Regions from separate parts of the Homo sapiens genome. Here region 1 is linked to region 2. A link is a loop called in an ENCODE intact Hi-C map of the cell type or tissue named here. Cell type or tissue: B cell. All regions are shown on one strand.

Evidence for each region. A loop is a pair of places that touch in the nucleus more often than their neighbours do. Peaks named below come from ENCODE experiments on the same cell type or tissue, not always from the same donor. Only the 100,000 strongest peaks of a DNase experiment are listed, where the experiment ranks them.
Region 1: it touches region 2 in a loop (6-fold over the local background); 16 of 110 quality-filtered maps call a loop at or near these places.

The regions. Positions count from the first base shown.
Region 1 is chr9:94,170,913-94,178,912 of GRCh38, forward strand. It overlaps MIRLET7A1HG (miRlet-7a-1/let-7f-1/let-7d cluster host gene), which reads left to right. Exons shown (of 5, transcript NR_170278.1): 2 at 4,953-5,053. MIRLET7A1 (microRNA let-7a-1) reads left to right here and starts at 5,045; the gene lies at 5,045-5,124. It overlaps MIRLET7F1 (microRNA let-7f-1), which reads left to right and starts at 5,435; the gene lies at 5,435-5,521. LINC02603 (long intergenic non-protein coding RNA 2603) reads right to left here. Exons shown (of 3, transcript NR_160773.1): 3 at 5,657-6,819. It also overlaps MIRLET7D. RefSeq lists a silencer at 254-303. In B cell, no CTCF peak of the experiment used is centred here; DNase peaks (open chromatin) are centred at 293 and 4,939; H3K27ac peaks cover 4,694 bases.
Region 2 is chr9:94,026,541-94,034,540 of GRCh38, forward strand. It overlaps a transcript of PTPDC1 not described here. Among named protein-coding and RNA genes, the nearest start is that of PTPDC1, 54 kb to the right of the region's middle. RefSeq lists an enhancer at 3,812-3,861 and a silencer at 4,132-4,551. In B cell, no CTCF peak of the experiment used is centred here; a DNase peak (open chromatin) is centred at 4,191; H3K4me3 peaks cover 1,707 bases; H3K27ac peaks cover 1,195 bases; H3K27me3 peaks cover 562 bases.

The DNA.
Region 1 (8,000 bases), 140 kb after region 2:
AAATGAAATTAGGAATGTGAATGTTAATAAGTTATGAAAACTTACTTGATGTAAATGTAGATATAGACAAGTCTATAACTAATAGATTTGCCTGCTTTGTAGCATGCTTTAAATTGATAATATTTTTAACTATCACAAGTATATCTGGAAAGGTAAAATTCCTGTTAGGATAGTTTGTCAAATTAATTTATTAAGTACAGTTGCCATTTGTTGAGTTAATTTCTCAGTCATTCAATATCTTTGCATGTATCCCAGTCCTGACAGCAACCCCATGAGGTGTGGCTGTTACAGTTCCCCCAAATGGCGATGAGAGAACACAGCCACTAAGTAGCTGCTTGGCTGCTTGACCCTGAAACCATTGCCCTTAACCATTTTCCTGTACTGGTATGCTGAGCTGAATGAAATGAAGATACATTTTGTGTAAGTTGAATTTTGACTTTTAGTTGCCATAAATTAATTAAATAATTTATTATTGTATATATTTTTTTGAGACAGTTTTGCTCTTCTTGCCCAGGCTGGAGTGTAATGGTGCGATCTTGGTCTACTGCAACCTCTGCCTCCTGGGTTCAAGCGATTCTCCTACCTCAGCCTCCTGAGTAGCTGGGATTACAGGTGCCTACCACCATGCCTGGCAAATTTTTGTATTTTTAGTAGAGATGGGTTTTCACCATGTTGGCCAGGCTGGTCCCAAACTCCTGACCTCAGGTGATCCACTCGCCTGGGCCTCTCAAAGTGCTGGGATTATAGGTGTGAGCCACTGTGCCTGGCCAGTTGCCGTAATATATATATATTTTTTTTGAGACCGCATCTTGCTCTGTTGCCCAGGCTGGAGTGCGGTGGCATGATCTCGGCTCCATGCAACCTCCACCTTCCAGGTTCAAGCGATTCTTCTGCCTCAGCCTCCCGAGTAGCTAGGACTACAGGCGCATGCCACCATGCCTGGCTGATTTTTTTATTTTTAGTAGAGAGGGGGTTTCACCATATTGGCCAGGCTGGTTTCGAACTCCTGACCTCATGATTTGCCCTCCTGGGCCTCCCAAAGTGCTGGGATTACAGGCATGAGCCACTGTGCCTGGCCATTTGCCATAACTTTTAATGAGAGGGTAGTTCCAGCTACAGATTGAGGTAGTATGTGAATAAGGATAGAAAGTGGATATAAAAGTATTTTTGTTACTTTTTAAGAAAGAATTATCAGAAGGCTCAAATTCTGATAATTTTAGCTAATAGTATTCTACCTAAGAAGTAAACAAAGGCCCAGAAATTAGATGATATGTCCAAGGACATAGTAAATGGGGAGCCAGCATTAACTGTAGACAGAAAAACTTCAAGTCCTAAATGTATACTAGCTATCAACCCACTCTTTCCCAGTACGCAAGCATTACATAGTTGTGATTAGTTAGTTAGGGCTTTTAATTAACTTCCAAATGAATATTTCCATGGGTTCTTGTAATCCATAAATTCATGGATTATGTTCAGTGTTTATGAGAGCTGGCCCTAACTGAACATTGCTCGGCTGTTTGGTTTTAGTTTCCACCATTTGCTGTAATCAGTGTTTTCTAAACTGCAGGCTGGGAACCATTAGATTATAAAATCAGTTCATGTATATAATAAAATAACATATTAGAGTAAGTATTGATTTGTGAACAATATTATTTATTGGATTACTTATATACATATACTTTTCAAAAAATTGAGGGTCATGTTAATAGCACTTGGTATGTAAATTACCAGAATGCTTTCTAGCAATATGGTATTTATTTACATAGCTGGATTGAGAAAGAATAATACAAAGTAAGCATGTGACACCAAGGTTGGAAAAAAAATGTGTTTTTGAATGTTTGATGAGGATTCAAACATGTTTTAAATGAGAAAATCGGTAGGAGGTTGAGGATTGTAGTAGAAGTACCAGATGCTTTTTCTTTTAGCTGTTTTTTTTCGTTGCTGTTGTTTGGTTGGTTTTGGTTTTGGTTTTTTTTTTTTTTTTTTTGGCTGTTATTGTTTTAAAAGTAAGGACTAGGCCGGGTGCAGTGGCTCACGCCTGTAATCCCAGCACTTTGAGAGGCGAAGGCAGGCAGGCAGGCAGATCACCTGAGGTCAGGAGTTCGAGACCAGCCTGGCCAACATGGTGAAACCCCGTCTTTACTAAAAATACAAAAATGAGCTGGGCGTGATGGTGGATGCCTATAATCCCAGCTACTTGGGGGGCTGAGGCAGGAAAATCGCTTGAACCCAGGAGGCGGAGGTTTCAGGAGCCAAGATCACACGGTTGCACTCCAGCCTGGGTGACAGAGCAAGACCTCGTCTCTAAAAAAATAAAAGTAAGGACAGTGCTGATTCATGGGAAATATTTTGGCTTATAAAGGGCCTGACGTTAGGGACAAGTGTGTCTGTGAGTTCCTAGTTTGCATAACCTGGCCTTGTAGAATTGAAATGGTCTCAAATGTAGTATAGTTTAGTGATGCAGTACTGTCTCTAATTTGGGGCAAGTTATTAAGCTTCTTACCACCAGTTTTCATCTAGAGATGATGAAGTAGTTGGACCTTACATATTTTGGATATATGGTATTAATAAATCTTTCCCTTTTTGTTACAGACGTGTTGATACTGCAGCTAGGAAAGCTGAGGGACTTCGGCTAAATTTCTTTTGCAAGATTTCAATGGCAGAGAATTAGTAGGGCCAGGATTTGAACCCTGGTTTTTATTGACTCCAAATGAGTAATGCTGTGAACATTCAAATACACGTTTTTTCAATTCTCTTGCCCTTTTTTTTTGCGGGGAGGGGCAGGGTCTCACTCTCTTGCTCTGACTGGAGTGCAGTGGTGTGGTCATAGCTTACTGCAACCTTTAACTCCTAGGCTCAAGCAATCTTCCTGCCTCAACCTCCTGAGTAACTCAGCTGGGACCATAAGCCTGCACCACCACACCCAGCCATGTTCAGTTCTCTAGAGTATATACCTAGAAATGGAATTGCTGGGTCATATGGTGAACTGTTTTTTACTCATCACTAACCAGTTCTGACACCAACAATCAATTCTTCAACTCGACACCAACAGAGTGTCCTACAATTAAATTTAATTCTGAAACTACCTGAAGTTAGTACAAACTTCACAGGTTGAGGGCTCAAACACGTAAGACTGCCCCCGCTTCAGATGCAGGTTTCTACCTGAATTTTTAACCAACCAGCTATAAATTAGGGGGTTTCACAACCTCTTCCACTGGGTCTATAATTTGCTAGGATGGCTTACAGAACACAGGAAGACACTCATTATCACTGGTTTATTATAAAGGATTTAAATGAATAGCCAGATGAAGAGGTCCTTAAGCTGAAGTCCAGGAGGGTTCCTAGCACAGGAGCTTCTGTATCTATGGAGTTAGGGTTACACCAGCCTCCTGGCATGAAGATGTGTTTTTCAACTCAGAGCTGTCCAAACCCTGACACTTAAGGGGTTTTTATGGAGGTTTCATACTTAGGCATGATTGATTACATTATTGGCCTTTGATGATTGGCTTACTCTCTGTCCTCTCTGCTTTACCTGGAGGTTGAGGGGGTGAGGCTGAAAGTTCCACCCCTCTAATCACACCTTGGTCTTTCTGGTGACTATCCCCCTCCTGAAACTACAGGAGCCACCAATCGACTCAGTAGCATTAAACAGACATTCATCACTTAGGAAATTCTGAGGGTTTTAGGAGCTGTATGCCAGCCAGGATCTTCAAATGGAGACAAAGACGAAATACGTGTTTCTGATTCCACTTAACAACTGTTTGACTTGTCTACAAGTTTTGTTCTCCAAAGCAGCTGCACCATTTCACATTCCCACCAGCAATCTAAGGGTTCCAATTTTCTCCGCATCCTTGTCAACACTTTTATTAATCTTATTAGCCATCCTAATGAATAATGTATCTTTTCATGTGCCTGTTGGCCATTTGTGCTTATGAGTCATATCTTTGGTGAAATATCTATTAAAATATTTTACCATTAAATTAGGTTGTTTTAAGTTACTTTAATGTGTGTTTTGCACACCAGTTTACAAAGAATGCAGATCCATTTTTTTTGCATGTGGCTATACAGCCGTCAGCATTATTTGTTGAAAAAACGATTCCCAGTTGAATTGTCTTGTCATGGTTGAAAATCAGTTGACCCATGTATGGGTTTATTTCTAGACTTTAAATTCTATTATATTGAGCCGTATGTTTTTTATTACGTTTTGTAATTTTAAAAATTAGTGCTTTTGGTTACTAAATCACTACAAAATAAATTTAGTCCCTATCTTAAAAGATAATCTTCGTAGTAGCTACCTCCTAAATATGAAGTCTGTAAATTAAAGGGTAATAATACAGTTTAGATTACTTGGGTTTATTAAAGATTTTGGACTCTGCCTTCAATCCACATATTACCTTTCTATCTAAAGGAAAGGATCCTGACCCTGAATCAGATCCAGGTGATTATCTTTGATTTAGTCCTAATAAGACCACTTAGTGTTTGCTCGCATGGGATAAATGAGTAGGTTCCTTTAAAAATTAGTTTCTATTTGTGTGTGTTTTTTATATTATCTCGTTGTATGTTAGTGCATTTGGATTATGCATGATGTACAGGACTTTTGGGTTTTGAAGTCATTGGATTTTTAATTAGAGGCTGTCATGTTTTTCTGTAATGATTTTTTGTTGTTTCTTGAAGGATAAGTTATTTCATGCATTTTCATTTGTAGGAACTGTAAGAAAACCAGCAGTTAATAATAGTAAAAGGTGGTGGTAAGAGGGTGATTTCTGAATCTTGTAAATACATGGTTTTAGGAGCGGATTCAGATAACCAAGCATTTAAAATACTATTAATGAAATACAGGAAATGAAACCACAGCATAGATTATGCATGTAGCCAAAATGTTCAGTTAAACTTCATTTTCAACGTAAGTGAATGAAAATGGTCTAATACTATTTTTCTTATCACTCACACAGGAAACCAGGATTACCGAGGAGGAAAAAAAGCCTTCCTGTGGTGCTCAACTGTGATTCCTTTTCACCATTCACCCTGGATGTTCTCTTCACTGTGGGATGAGGTAGTAGGTTGTATAGTTTTAGGGTCACACCCACCACTGGGAGATAACTATACAATCTACTGTCTTTCCTAACGTGATAGAAAAGTCTGCATCCAGGCGGTCTGATAGAAAGTCAGTTAACTAATTGTACAATATTTAAGATTAACTTGTCTTAAAGAGATGTAGTGCAGCATTTGTTTATGGCCTGGAAATAAATTAATTTAGAGATAAAGTCTGTAGCAAGTACACTGGATGGGGGTGGGGAAACCTTTTGCTTCTTGTCTTATTTCTCTGTGTCAGAATAAATGTATTTTTTTATTTTGATTTATGCTGATAATTTTATGTTGAAATTTTCTTTCGAAAGAGATTGTACTTTCCATTCCAGAAGAAAACATTGCTCTATCAGAGTGAGGTAGTAGATTGTATAGTTGTGGGGTAGTGATTTTACCCTGTTCAGGAGATAACTATACAATCTATTGCCTTCCCTGAGGAGTAGACTTGCTGCATTATTTTCTTTTTATTTAGATGATATTAAAACTCAGAAGAATTAATTTTGACATTTTGTATTTACAGTTTATCAGTTAATTTTCTCTGTTCAAGTAGTACAGTAGGCACAGATTAACATTTAAATTTTTCACATATGGTATATTTCAGAAATTTGAAGTTAAGCAAAAATTTTAATGAGTAGAGAAAGTAAGTAGCCTTCAGGAAATCTTCATAGAGGACCAGGCCCTTTTGGAATTGTGAATAGGTTTATTGCCTTACATCCTGGTACACATGTCCAAGGTCAGGTCCTGGGTGGTAAAGGTAAATACAAATTGGAAGGGCACTGTGTGAGCCAAAATGAGTCAGATTAGTCATGATTCATTTCCAGTTTGGGTTTTGGGTGGTCTTGGAGAATGTTGTAAGCACTGCTTCATTGATAGGTTGATTGAGCCAGACTTTACTCAGCAGCCTGGAAAAGGAGAGATGGGCTCTGGGTTCTACCTTTGCTCACTGGTAAGTTGCTAAGATTTCAGCTTTGCCCTCAAACCCTGAAGTAGTCCTTCATTCACACAGTGGGATCACTCGAAAATGTCAGATGGGGAAGTCCATAGGTTGTTACTTTAAAGAAAATAGAAAAAATGCTGGAAAAGGTTTCTTCAATTTTAATACCCATGAAGGCCCATGTTTTAGCTTTCCTCCGATGGGCAAACCATACACTAACTTGGGCCTTGTAATCAACAAGCAAGGCTAAAAGCTCTCTAAGTGCTTGCTGTTTAAACTATTTTGTGTTGGAAGAAGAGTTGGAAAAGAGGCAGTGTGGAGGTGAGGGAGAAGTTCCCTCCCTCCAATCATTTCCAATAAATGGAAATTTAAGGAGAAATTTGTGTTTATCCTTAATATCTAAGATAATCACTGTGCAGTGCCATTGGTACTTTTCATGAGAGTAGAAACATCAAACTTCCTTGGATGGGCCCAACCCAGGTGACTTAACTCTGGACCAAATGTATGCTTTTTGTTTTATCCACTGTGGACAGCTGCATAGATAATTGGTCTTTGTTCTAAACTGCACATAAAAACATGGGAGAAAATGACATTTGTTGCCTTTTGATGTGCCAAAGAAGAGTGGGAATGTTCTAAGAATTCTTTTTGGCTTAATCTTTGTTGAATTGAAAATATGTATAACTCTTCTGCTGAAAGTGTAGCAAGTACAGTCATGAAATTTTGTGGTCTTCCTGACATGTTCTTCCAGCATAACGTTGCCACCTTCAGTTGGAAACGTATCCTTATCTAATAATTAAGCCCTGGAGAAAAATTAATTTATATATTTTATTAATTACATAAGGACATTGTTATTAGCTAAGCAGAGTAAGTAAATCGAAATAAAACTTTAAAAATGCCTTTATGGAGAGAATGACTATCTCTGAAAGCTTGTTTTTAATGATGATAAAATTCATGATCAGAATTTGTTTCTGTTTGCTTTAATTCAGGGGTCAAAAACTGAAATACCATCAGAGGCCCAGGAGGGGCTAGTTGTAACTGGCAAATATAGTAAATTAATTTGCTCTGGTTGATAGGTAGCAAGCAGGGTTTATATACATTGTCACCTACTTTTCCAGTTAACAGGAGAGACTGGAGATTTTATGAAATTTGATATTTAAATGTTGGTAACTGGGTTGGGCACCATGGCTCACACCTCTAATCCCAGCACTTCGGGAGGCTGAGGCGGGTGGAGCACCTGAGGTCAGGAGTTAAAGACCATCCTGACCAGCCTGGTGAAACACAGTCTCTAATAAAGATACAAAAATTAGGCCGGGTGTGGTGGCTCATGCCGGTAATCCCAGCACTTTGGGGAGGCCAAGGTGGGCGGATCACCTGAGTCAGGAGTTTGAGACCAGCCTGCCTAAATGGTGAAAACCTGTTTCTACTAAAAATACAAAAAAGTAGCTGGGCGTGGTGGTGGGCGCCTGTAATCCCAGCTACTCTGGGGGCTGAGGCAGGAGAATCACTTAAACCCAGGAGGCAGAGGTTGCAGTGAGCCGAGATCACACCACTGTACTCCAGCCTGGGTGACAGAGCGAGACTGTCCAAAAAAAAAATTGATAATTAAATGTTAAAAGTCAGCGACTCCAGTAATACGTGGTGGGCTGAGTATTAGACTACTGGCTTACATCCTCTGATGTCATTACTTTCTTGTTCGTTTGTGACTTGAGGTTGGATTTTAAGCAAATGTATTTGTGGCTTTTTACCAAGGTCATATGGCCAGATAACTTTTCAAAAGCATTAGTTAAAGAATTCTGATTAGTTTGAATTAGAAACAAAACTCAAAGAACATGACCTAATTTAACAGGTTAATTTGAAGTGCATCTGCCAAGTAGAAGACCAGCAAGAAAAAAAAAATGGGTTCCTAGGAAGAGGTAGTAGGTTGCATAGTTTTAGGGCAGGGATTTTGCCCACAAGGAGGTAACTATACGACCTGCTGCCT
Region 2 (8,000 bases):
AATCAATAGAATTGATTTCAAAAAACACTAAAAACTTTTTATGGCCAAAAATCCCCCATAAACAAAATTATCCCCTAGAAACAAAATAACAAAAATATTAACAAACATAAATAAACTAGGAAACATATTTGCAATCCACAAACAAAGGGCACTTAACATACAAAGTGCTTTCACAATTGCAAAATGGGCTAAAGTCATGAAAAGATAATTCAAAAAACACAATGTCCAGTAAACACATAAAAATATGTTTGAGTTCACTAATTTAACAAATTCAAATTAAAACAATAAGAAATATTTTTTTCACTCATTAGATTGGCAAATATTAAACTTATGGGTAATGCCAATGTTGGCAAGTTATGCATACCAACCAGCATTGTCAAACATTCTTAGAAATATAAATGGGCTTAGTTTTCTGGATAGCTATTTTACAATATGCAAAGAAAAAAAGATTTAAAAAGTATACCATCTGACTCAGCAATTCACTCTGGGTATTATCCTAAGAAAATAATCAGAGAAGTCACAAAGGTATATGCATGAGGACATTTACTGTAATGCTGTTTATAATGAAAAATTTAAAATATCCTAGTATCCATAGAGGATAGTTAAATAAATTATGTTGCAGTCCTATAGTGGAATATTATGTTACCATTAAAAATTATAATGATTCTCTCTCCTTTGTTGGCTTTGAAGAAGTAAGCTGCCATTTCTGAGGTCTATGGAGAGGACCACGAGGCAAAGAATTGAGGGTGGCCTTTAGAAGCTGACAGCAGCCCATTGCTGATAGTCAGCAAGAAAATGGTGACCTGTCTATAGCTGCAAGGAGATGAATTCTGCCAATAACTTGAGGGCACATGGAAGTGGATCTTTTCCCAGTTGAGCTTCTGATAAGATTGTAGCCCTGGCCAGTACTTGAATTGCAATCTGTTGACAGAAACTGTGACAGGACTGATGATGCACAGAAACAGATAATAAACGTGTGGTGTTTTAAGCCATTAAGTCTGTGGTACTCAGCAAAGCTGTCTAAGATATGTTACGTAAAAAATAAGTTATGAAACAGTACGTATGATATGATCTTATTTTAAAGTAAACTTATATTTAAATAAATGTTCATAGAAAAATGTCTTGGACAATGTAAACCACTAGGTGTATTCCTCATACTTTTCTGCCTTTCTTGAAACTTATCTTCAATGAACATGTATATTATAAAGATAGATGTATTTTCATTTTTAAAGAAAAAACAATATCCAAAACCTTGGGAAGAGAGTTTATCTGTGATGTGTAATTTTTGTGTCATAATGATGCTACAGTTTTAAGCCCTTAGAAATTTAGAAAACTAAAGAATTTATGTATAACTAAATAATTTATGTATAAATAATACAGTGATTTTTTTTTCCACTGCGGGATCCTGTTGTTATTGAGTTGGAACTCCAAGAAGGTTGTTAGGTAAACATGGAATGAAAGTAATACCCACATATTACTCAAATTTGTGGAATAACCATCCAAGTTACAGTAGAGGAATGAGGTCTACATAGTCCAGATTTCCCATACAATGCTTATTTAAAATACTAAAGTCATTTAATTTTTGGTTACAAAATATAATCCTAATAGCTATAGAATACACCTTTCAAATGGCTGGAATACAGTATTTATATCCAGTTGTAAGATGTGAAAATCAACTAGAGACTCTGTGCTATTGAGTTTGCTGAAGAAAACATCACACACATGACCTCTATCCTTGATTGTGCTCTCTATCCAATTTAATAATCTTTTCATGGATCCAAATGAAATCTCATCCCCTCCCAAGGGGGGCATGTTTAAACACTCTCAACTTCCTATCCCACTACTTTCCCTCTCACCCTTGGCAGATAATCTGGTTGGCCTAACTAGGGTTATCCATCTATCCACTAGTTGGGGGAACACAAGGCATCTTAATAATGCCACCAAGACTACACACAAGGTGAAGAAATAGTTTCCCCAAAGCAAGGGAAGGAGTGGATGCTATGGCCAAAGGATGCAAACTCCCTGGCATGGCACACATGATCCATCATGACAGGACACTAACTCCTCAATATGTTCTTCTACCCCCACTTTCTTCATAGCCAGTGTCACATATGCTGGCTTCTCTCACATCAACATAATTTTAGACTATCTGATCCCTCTGCTTGGACTGCCATTCCACTTACTTAGCTTGATCCGCTCAAGCTTGATTTTCAAGACTCAGGTCAATCACCATTTCTTTAGAAAGTCTTCTCTAACGAAAATCCCTCTTTTTCCCTCTCTCCAGCCAGGTTGGATACTCTTCTCATGTCTCCCACACCGCCCAAATACCGTTATCATGATGTGTTCTAATTGTTTTTATACTTGTCTGTCTCCCCATAGACTGTGGGCAGGGTAACGTCTAATTCACCTTGGAATTGTTAATGCTTAGTGCAGCACAAGTATACACAAGACATTGTTTATTAAATGTATGAAACCAATCCATTACTTTTTTTTTTTTTTTTGAGATGGAGTCTTGCTCTGTGGCCCAGGCTGGAGTGCAGTGGTGCGATCTCCACTCACTGCAACCTCTGCCCCCTGGGTTCAAGCAATTCTCCTGCCTCAGCCTCCCTAGTAGCTGGGATTACAGGCGTGCACTACCACGCCTGGCTAATTTTTGTATTTTTAGTAGAGACGAGGTTTCTCCATGTTGGCCAGGCTGGTCTCAAATTCCTGACCTCATGTGATCCGCCCACCTCAGCCTCCCAAAGTGCTGGAATTACAGGCTTGAGCCACAATGCCCAGTCTCCATTACTTATTAACAAGCCCAAGTATGGGCACTGTTCTCTGTAGGACAGTGCTGAGAAATACCAAGTCAACGTTTTCAAATGTCTTTTCATCTGCTGCTTACTAAAACAAATTTTTTACATCATTACCATACTGGTGTTTAGATGTCACACTATTTTTGCATTGGTGTATTATATGGGGCCCGCTTCCTGAGCCACAGGGCAGTATGGTAGCTTCATCTTGTTTGTTGATTCCTGTCAGCTTTAGGCAGAGTGGCCTTTGTGGACTCGGTACAGAAAATTACATTCTTAGGTCCATGTGCTTGCAACTCTGCAGCCAACTGGTATCAGACCATCTGGTCAATCTAACAGCCTCTCTGCATTCACAGTTTGTCACCATTTCTATCTTCCAGTGTCATCTGCAACATGGGGCTAGTAATGCCTACCTAGAGGGATTAAATGTGAAAATATATGTAAAGTATCCAGTATAGGGTCTGCCACAGAGTATGTATTTGCCTAGTGAGTTGTTCTGCACATGCAGGGGAAGGACTTACTTCTACTGAGCCATGAGACCCAAGACCACTTGCGAGGGTGAAAAAACAAGATGCAGCAGATTGCTAGTTGCTTAATCAAATTCATTCTTCCCTTCATTTTGGAAAGATTTTTAAGGGCATCAATGTGCCAAGTTAAGATTACAGTTTCCAGCTCTGAGAGGTCATGATACTAAATTCGAGTCTGTAAGATGTAGTTAGAAGGTTTTGTGTGGGACTTCCAGAAAGGCCCTTTCTAAAATAAGGATGTGATGGCTGGAGCTCCAACTACCATTTTGGCCCATAAGGCAAATTGGTGGACACAAGCCAGGTGTAGGGATGACAGAGCCGAACGACCTTAGGTACCTTCCTCCCACTTTCTTTTATGGGAGAGGGGAAAAGCCCCTCGTGGGTTTAGGATACTGGAATCTGGGGGTTCCTGTTACACGCAGGCAAACCCCGTCAGCCACTCTGTAAACTGCTGGGCCTTGCTCTCACCCAGATTCTGCTCCTCGGATTTCTCTGAACCACCTGGGGCCGCGACGAACCACCTGGGGCCGCGACGCCGTAAGAGTTGGGACGATAGGACCAGTAGAAGCAGGAGGAACAACACAGGAAGCGCGCCCGGAGAGGCGGCCAGTCGCTGGGTTCCGTCCGCGGTGCTCCAGGGCTCTCCTGGCTCTTCCTCCATTCACTCTTCTCGACCCTGTGGCCGGGGAGCGCTTGCAGCCAGCTCCGCCGCCGTCCTTCTTGGCTCGCGCCGTCCCCTAGCCGTCCTCACGCCGTCCCCTTACTTAGGGTCCCCTTTCCGCACCCGCGCCATCCCCTCAGCGTCCCTCACGGTTCCCTCACCGCCCGCGCCCGTTCGAAAATGCCCAGAGCCACCGCTCTCGTCACGGTCCGCTTCAGGCCTCCATTGGCCAGCACACGTCACGTGCGGCGTGTGGCGGCTGACATTGGCGGGCGGGCGCGCTGAGGGCAGCGCCGGGGACGCGGCCTCAGCAGGGGCGCCCCGCCACGGGGAGCAGCCCAGGCGCTCGCCCCAGGACGTTGTCCGGCGGGCTGGGCTGGGACCCCTCTGCCTCCAGGGCGCGTCGGGAGCAGCAGGGATCGGTGCCGCGCCGTGAGGGTGCGCAGAGGCTGCCCTCGGGCCCGCTACCCACAGACCCTCCGCGGGGCAGCGTCTCCGGGCCGGCCGCGCCCTGGTCCGCCGACCGCAGACGACTTGTGACACGGACGGCGCGTCCTGCTGACCCCAGCCGGCGCCGAGGGCTTGGAATCTCGAGCGGGAAAAGGTTCGGAATTCGCAGCTAGTTTAGCCGCACACTCAGTATGGTTCTTTCAGATTTGTTTTTTTAAACGTCTAGATATTAAGTGATGCGTGGTGGAGGCAAATCACTGAGGGTCGTGAGCTTGAAACTAAAGTTTAAAGGTCTTGGATTTGAGGGTCTCACATTCAGATGTCTGCAGGGACCAGGCTGGGAGATGCTGGGAGAACCCCCACGTTCTGGGGTGGCGAGTGCCTCTCAACTGCCGCTGGAAGCGATCTCAGATTTTTCATGAGAAGTTGAATATCGGGATTTTTATGTGAAATCTCTTGATTTGTAAATGTTGGCAATCAATTAAAAAAAAAAGAAGAAACACTGGAAGCCAAGCAAAAGACATTTATAAGCTGGTTCTAGTCTGCCAGTTTGTGACCTCTAATTTAGGTCTAATTCTGCCACTAAATTAGTCACGTGACCTTGACCAAGTCATTTATCTCTCGGACATGCATTCTCAACATGGGTGATATTGCTCATGTTCTTAGGGGGAAAAAAGATCGTAGATATTACCGTCCTTTGTGGCCTTCCAAAGAGCCTCAAAACAAGCAGATATACGTTATACCTATGTCATTGAAATTTTATGGGGTTAGCAGATTCGGAAATAAAATGTCTAAAACGTCTCCTGGGAGGAGAGGGGGAAAATCAAGAAAAGGTTGAGAAACACTGCTTTAGGGAGGTGGATAAGCAGATGATCCTGCGATAGTTATGTATGTGGAAGGATTAAAACATACTAGCATTCATAGATTGAGAACCGGAAAACTCCGAGAGGTCATCTTATAAATGTTCCATGCCAGGCACTGTTAACACACACACGTACAGGTACATACATATATACACACATACATATGTCCACACAATTTTATTTGATCTCCACAACAAAGTGTCGTTTCATTTACTGTGTGGGAAAACAAGCTCAGAGGGTTTGGGTGACGTGTCACAGTCAGAGCTATTAATATTAAATGGAAGAACTGGGATTTAAATCCAAGTCTATGTGGCTCCAAAACCACCCACTCATCCTGTTGGCTCCCAGCTTGTCCAGTTGTGTCCAGACCTCTTAGTGCACAAGAATTCCACCTTGTGGCTTTTTAAAAATGCAAAATCTCAGCTCCCACTCCAGAAATGAGGATTCAGTATCAGGGACAGGGCTGGAGGATCTGCATTTTCACACCCTTCTAGGATGATTCCCATATTGGTGACCCAGGGACCATTTTAAGAACAATTGTTCTAGTCTAATTTCCCACCCAATCCCAAAGTCTTCGTGGGGTTGTACCCAAGGGGCTCAAATTTCTCCTCCCAAACAGAGATTCCATCTCCTTTTCCAGACAAGTGACCATTCAAGCTTTGGAAGGAAATCTTTTGTTGGAGGAAACCAAGGTTTAGGAGACAGCACCCTATCCTGTGGAACAGCTCTCATTTTGAGACAGTCCTGACAATTTTGCTTTGCTTTTTTAAAATGAGCTTCCTTCTGTGATATTCTGATCCTCCTTGAAAACTAGGTTCAAGGCATTTATTTGAAAGTTACTATTAAAGTTTTATTATTTATTTATTTTGAGACGGGGTCTCACTCTGTCGCCCAGTCTGGTCTCATACTCCTGGGCTTAAATTAATCCTTGACCTCCTGTAGTGCTGGGATTACAGGTATGAACCACCACACCTGGCCTCACAGTTCTCTTAAAAGCACATCCTTTTTCTTTTTCTCTATTTATTTATTTATTTTTTAAGTTTGAAACAGTGTCTCGCTCAGGTGCCCAGGCTGGAGTGCAGTGGTGCAATCTCAGCTCACTGCATCCTCAACCTGCCAGGCTCAAGCAATCCTCCCACCTCAGCTTCCCAAGTAGGTGGGATTACTGCTGTGTGCCACCACGCCCAGCTACTTTTTGTATTTTTTATGGAGATGGAGTTTCGCCATGTTCCCCAGGCTGGTCTTGAATTCCTGGGCTCAAGTAATCTCCCGCCTCAGCCTCCCAAAGTGCTGGGATTACAGCTATGAGCCACCGTCCCCAGCCTGCACGTCCTTTTTCAAAACCAACAACTGCCTCAAAGTCCAGACATTTTCTTTGTTCTAAATTAAGCAGTATAGAGGATGGGAAAATGTATACATCGAAATGTTTCTTCAGAATCATGTTTTATATAAGTTACTTATATATTTCTTTTTCTAAAAATGATGTAAGTTGAATAATCAAAACATTTCTTTGCAATTATTATCTGGATCGTTTCACGTACCTCATGTGTTGTTACTGAAAAAGTTGTATTTCATTTTTCTGGTTTCTGTGGAGGCAACATGGGGTACAGGAAATAAAGTGTGTTTAAGGAAGAACCGGTGTTCTAATCCCAATTCCAGTACTTTCTAGTTATGTGACCTCGGGCTGGTGACGTCCTCTCTGATTCTCAGTTCTTCCTCTCTGATTCTCACTTTCCTAATCTTTAAAATGGGGACAGTGCCTCCAGGGTTGTGACATTTATATGAGACAGCATGTGTAAAGCCCTAGTAGAGTGCTAAGCACAACTATTTTCTATTAATATTAGTTTTTTTCCTCTCTCACTCTCTTTAGAGCAAATTTATGAGTTCCTATCCTGCTGTAATATTTAAGATCATTTTGATTTCCAAAAAGATGCATTTTCTGGAGCACTTAACTGTATGTGAGACATAAAAAAATTCATAAAAAAAATAGTGGGCCATCTTTTTAAAAAACTTTGCTGAGAAAACTAAGGGCAAATTGACTATCTAGTTTCTTATCAGGTTTTGCTCTCTATGACCAAAGTCATCCATTTGTTAATTTAGCAGATATTTATGAACACTTATCATGTGCCAGGCAGTATAGTAGATGTAGACAATATAACTGTAAAGAAGACAGACAAGGTCCCTAACCTAAAATAAATTATATAAGAAAAAGATAGTAAGCAAATAAAGTAATTACAGATTTTGATAAATGCTTAAACAGTAAAACTGAATAATGTCAGTGAATTTAACATGGTAAGAAAATATGTTCCTCACTGAGTTTAAATTTGTGAAAAAATATTAGGAAATTATCTTAAACTCTTAAGTCTTAATTAAGGTTTTGAAATTAGGCTGTGTCAGAAAATGGGAGATTTGTGGCCAAGCACAGTGGTTCACGCCTGTAATTCCAGCACTTTGGGAGACTGAGACGGGTGGATCACCTGAGGTCAGGAGTTCAAGACCAGCCTGGCCAACATGGTGAAACCCCATCTCTACTAAAAATACAAAAATTAGTGGAGTGTGGTAATGCAGACCTGTACTCCCAGCTACTCAGGAAGCTGAGGCAGGAGAATTGCTTGAACCTGGGAGACGGAGGTTGCAGTGAGCCGAGATCATGCCACTGCACTCCAGCCTGGACAATAGAGTGAGACTCTGTCTCAGAAAAAAC